2 separate regions of the Homo sapiens genome follow, and region 1 is linked to region 2. Evidence: read pairs that join two places in POLR2A ChIA-PET (ENCODE). Cell type or tissue: GM12878. All regions are shown on one strand.

Evidence for each region. Peaks named below come from ENCODE experiments on the same cell type or tissue, not always from the same donor. Only the 100,000 strongest peaks of a DNase experiment are listed, where the experiment ranks them.
Region 1: POLR2A ChIA-PET joins it to region 2 with 8 read pairs; 2 of 35 experiments call an interaction of 5 or more read pairs at or near these places.

The regions. Positions count from the first base shown.
Region 1 is chr7:1,190,009-1,192,508 of GRCh38, reverse strand. No RefSeq gene overlaps it. Among named protein-coding and RNA genes, the nearest start is that of ZFAND2A-DT, 31 kb to the right of the region's middle. In GM12878, no CTCF peak of the experiment used is centred here; no DNase peak of the experiment used is centred here.
Region 2 is chr7:1,102,208-1,104,707 of GRCh38, reverse strand. The region is part of intron 2 of CHLSN (cholesin); the gene reads left to right. Among named protein-coding and RNA genes, the nearest start is that of GPER1, 15 kb to the right of the region's middle. In GM12878, no CTCF peak of the experiment used is centred here; a DNase peak (open chromatin) is centred at 1,317; H3K4me3 peaks cover 1,711 bases; H3K27ac peaks cover 2,000 bases.

The DNA of each region.
Region 1 (2,500 bases), 88 kb before region 2:
GGCTCTGTTTTCCTGTTTAGACTCTGACTAACGTGAAGCCACAGGAAGTTTTAAACGGCCAAATGACATCATCGTATTGCTGTTTTTGAAGGAAATCATTCTGGCCGTTGTGTTAAAGAAGGATGTTATAGGGTAAAGGCAGAAGCAGGAAGTCCAGCTGGGAAGCATCACAGCTGTCCTAGGGAGGAGGACGCGGCCTGGACCAGGATGGCTGCAGTGAGACGGATGGGGTACAGCAGCAGGCAGGTTGGCTGGGGAGAGAGGACGCGGCCTGGACCAGGGCGGCTGCGGTGAGAGGGACAGGGAGCTGCAGGCAGGCTGGGGAGATGCCTGGGGGTCATCAATAGCAGGGAGCCCCAACCTTTCTGAGACTAGGGACCAGTTTTGTGGAAGACAATTTTTCCACGGACAGTGGGGGCAGGGGATGGTTTCGGGAGGATTCAAGCACATTCGATTTATGTTGCACTTTACTTCTACTGTTATTACACTGTGATATAGAATGAAATAATTCTACGACTCGCCATCGTGTAGAATCAGTGGGAGCCCTGAGCTTCTTTTCCTGCAACTAGACGGTCCCATCTGTGGGTGATGGGAGACAATGACAGATCATCAGGCATTAGATTCTCATAAGGAGTGTGAAACCTAACCCCTCGCATGCACAGTTCACAATGGGGTTCACGATCCTGTGAGAATCGAACTCCGCTACTGATCTGACAAGGTGGAGCTCAGGCGGTAACGTCGGCAATGGGAGCAGCTGTTAATACAGATGAAGGGGCTGGCTGTGGCGGCTCACGCCTGTAATCCTAGTACTTTGGGAGGCTGAGGTGGGTGGATCACCTGAGGTCGGGAGTTTGAGACCAGCCTGGACATCATGGAGAAACCCCATCTCTACTAAAACTACAAAAATTAGCCGGACATGGTGGTGCTCACCTTTAATCCCAGCTACCCAGGAGGCCGAGGCAGGAGAATTGCTTGAACCCTGGAGGTGGAGGTTGCAGTGAGCCAAGATTGTTCCACTGCACTCCAGCCTGGGCAACAAGAGTGAGACTCTGTCTCAAAAAAAAAAAAAATACAGATGAAGCTTTGCCCACTGCTCACCCGCTGCTCACCTGGTGTGCTGCCCCGTTCCTAACAGGCCATGGATGGGTGCCAGTCTATGGCGCGGGGGTTGGGGACCCCTGGTCAACAGGACGCAGTGATGGATGGAATTGGGGGTTAGGAAGGAAACAAGACATCTGAGTCTCCTGGGTGTTGGCCGGGGCGGCTGCAGGAGGCGGCTCTGGAGCTCTGTTCCAAACGCGCTTTGTCCAAGTTCCAGGGAGCAGCTGGGTGCTCACAGCAGCTGCTGCCCAAGGGGGAAGGAAGGCAGGAGGCTGTGTCCCAATTTTGTCTGGGACTAAAGTTGACCCTTCCTTGAAATACACTTCTGATTTTTTTTTTTTTTTTTTGGGATGGAGTCTCGCTCTGTCGCCCAGGCTGGAGTGCCGTGGCGTGATCTCGGCTCACTGCAAGCTCTGCCTCCCGGGTTCACGCCATTCTCCTGCCTCAGCCTCCCGTGTAGCTGGGACTACAGGCGCCCACCACCACGCCTGGCTAATTGTTTTGTATTTTTAGTAGAGAAGGGGTTTCACCATGTTAGCCAGGATGGTCTTGATCTCCTGACCTCGTGATCCGCCTGCCTCGGCCTCCCAAAGTGCCGGGGTTATAGGCATGAGCCACCCCACCTAGCCTCACTTCTGAATTTTACCCCTAAGTTGGCATGGGAACATTCCAGAAGGCAGAGATGGTTACTCCCTGTATGCCAGTGAATCTCAAGTTATCTCAGGTAGCAGAGCCTCCAGAGGTCATGGGAGTTTTCTTAAACATTTAGAACTATGCCTACATTTGACTCCCACCTACATTTGACTCCTGCCTACATTTGACTCCCGCCTACATTTGACTGACTCTGCCTACATTTGACTCCCGCCTACATTTGACTCCCACCTACATTTGACTGACTCCTGCCTACATTTGACCCCCACCTACATTTGAGTCCCACCTACATTTGACTGACTCCCGCCTACATTTGACTGACTCCCGCCTACATTTGACTCCCACCTACATTTGACTGACTCCTGCCTACATTTGACCCCCACCTACATTTCACTCCCACCTACATTTGACTGACTCCCACCTACATTTGACTGACTCCCGCCTACATTTGACTCCCGCCTACATTTGACTCTTGCCTACATTTGACTCCCGCCTACATTTGACTCTTGCCTACATTTGACTGACTCCCACCTACATTTGACTCCCACCAACATTTGACTCCCGCCTACCTTTGACTGACTCCCACCTACATTTGACTGACTCCTGCCTACATTTAGCTCCCACCTCCATTTGGCTCTTACCTCCATTTGACTCCCACCTGCATTTGACTACCGCCTCCACTGGACTCTGTCCTGCATTGGACTGACTCCCACCTACATTTGACTCCCACCTACATTTGACTGACTCC
Region 2 (2,500 bases):
CTTTGAAGATGGTTTTCCCAGGCACCCGGCTCACGTCTCCTGCTGTCAGGCGCATAAACAGTGTCTAGTTTAAACTTGCTGCGCTCCTGGTAATTCTGAGTGGCACGGGGTGGCCTTTCCACGTAAGCTGCATGGGCCCCTCGGGAACACAGTTGCGCTGACCTGGAGGAAAGCTCTGCTGTGATTTGCCCGGAGCTGCAGTACTGACATGCGGGCGTCAGGGTGTGCAGCACCTTGGAGCCACCGGCCTCTCAGGTGTCTGAGCTTTCATTTGCTGCTCATAGATGACGTGAATGCATTAGAGATGGGTCTCGCTGTTTCCCAGGCTGGAGTGCAGTCACTATTCACAGGCATGATCATAGCTCACTGCAGCCTCGAAGTCCTGGGCCCAGCAACCCTCCCGCCTCAGCCTCCCGGGCCACTGCATGCATGGCGGATGATGCTTTTAAAGGCTGGTAAATAAATCCAGTGTTGAGGCCCTTGCCTCGGTGCTGACAGTGGAGGTTGGCCTTCTCCAGAGCCTTTGTGGCCTGACAGAGCCCTGCCCACGGTTCAGGACTCAGCATAGCTGCCACCTCAACCCAGGTACTTTGGTCCCGCCTGGCAGTGTGAGATGGTAACCAGATGGGGCGAAACCTGTGGGTGCCATGGCAGAGCCTGGTGGGTGCTAGCACGGGGCTGGTGCTTAGGTGGCACCGAGATCCCAAAGCACAGAGCTTGGAGTTTGGTGGGAACTTACTCCCTGGGCAGGGGCCAGCGCTGCTGTGGGCCGTTCAGGCCAGGGTTCCTTCCATCCTTCCAGCTCTCCCCTGCCCCACCGGGTGCTCTCCACGCTGCCTGGTCCTTGGGAGCCCACCCCCAAGCTAGTTCCGGGTTGGGCACCCTCTGCACACTTGTGTCTCACCGTGAAGTGGGGACAACCGCAGACCCGTCTCAGGGGCTGGGGAGATGCCATGAGAGTACACGGGAGACGGAGCACAGCCCTCTCCTGTGCAGGGTGGGGACGTCGCTGTTGGTTTTGTTTAAACTCGATCATAATGAAAGCGTGGTCTGAATTTCTGAAGTTGGGTTTAAATTTGATCATAATGAAAGCGTGGTCTGAATTTCTGAAGTCAGGCTTTGTAGCAGGAAGTCTGGCTTTGTCAACAGTTTCATCAGCCAATGTCTCCTGATACAGTTGAACTTGGGAAATGGAAATACAAATAAGGGCTAATTCGTGTGGTGACAGCCTCCTCAGCTGCAGATACACCTCCAAGAGGACTGTGTGTTTTGTGGGGTGTAAGGTCATTCTAACGACTGTTGTGTGCATAGCGCCTGATAGCTGGGGTTTTCCTTAAAGAAGCCGAATGACTGTGCCTCCCTGCGCGAGGGTTTTTCTCCAGTAGCCACTTCCACTTTGACGCTTTCACCCGACAATCTCAGCCCAGGGGATGAAGCTTTCGTCCTTGCCCAGCATGCACACTTGTCTTTTACCACAGGGTCGGGCGTGGGAGGAGGTTTAGTTTGGATAGCCACGTAAACGCCTTTCCCTGTGGCCTGCGATGTTCCACACCGTTTATGTGTGAACTGGCTGCACCCGCGCCTCCCGGACGGGGCTGCCAGGGAGGAGGGCCCGGGAGACCCCATCCAGACCCCGGCCCGCACGCTGCAGAGGTCTGCTCTCAGACATGTGGTGGGCTCCGTGTCACGGGTAAGGGGTCGGGGTCTAGACGGCAACAGAGTGTCTCTCTCTTCCCGCTCCCTGGTGTGCCCACCTCCCTGTACAGTGTTTCTGTTCAAGCTGCTGCAGGGGACGGGGCATTTTTCCTCCAGACTCTATTTTCCTGCAAGGAAGAGCTGCTGTCCTTTTTCTTACTGAAGCCCCTGATTCTGTGTCTGATGTTGCTGACGCCGTGCTTGCTTTCTTGCCCGTGTGCAACTTCCCAATCCCAGCACACGTGCTCACTTCCCAAGGGTGAGGCGGGCACCGTGCCTGCGGGCGGCCCACCCTCACGGAAAGGGGCGCAGGATCACAGTTCAGTGGGTCACCTGTTCTCCAGGTCGCCCGCTGGGTTCTCTTCCGAGTGCACCTTCCTTTCTCTCTTAAAGCTTTTTAATAAACGTCCGCTCCTGCTCTGAAAAAAAAAAAAATTTTAAAAACAGGTGAATGGAAGGTGGGCATGGTTTGAAACACTCCTTTGGTTTTACCAAAGAAGCAAGACCGTCCCCTGTGGAAGTGACAGTGACCTGGTGTTGAACGCCAGCGTGGCCGGAGCTGTGAGCTTCACAGTCGTGGATGAGCGGAAGAACTTGAGTGTGGCTGCAGACGCCGACTTTTCCCTTCTTCTCCCCCTCCTCTTCTTCTTGTAAGATACACAAATCAAGAGCTGCCCGCAGCTTTAGTGGGACTGCGCGGTGGAGAAGGGAACTGCCACTGCCGCTGGGCCCAGCTCCTCGCTTCTCTCTAGAGCCGTGTGCTGGGCACGCAGCTCTGAATAATGCGGTTGGCTTTGCTCGTGGG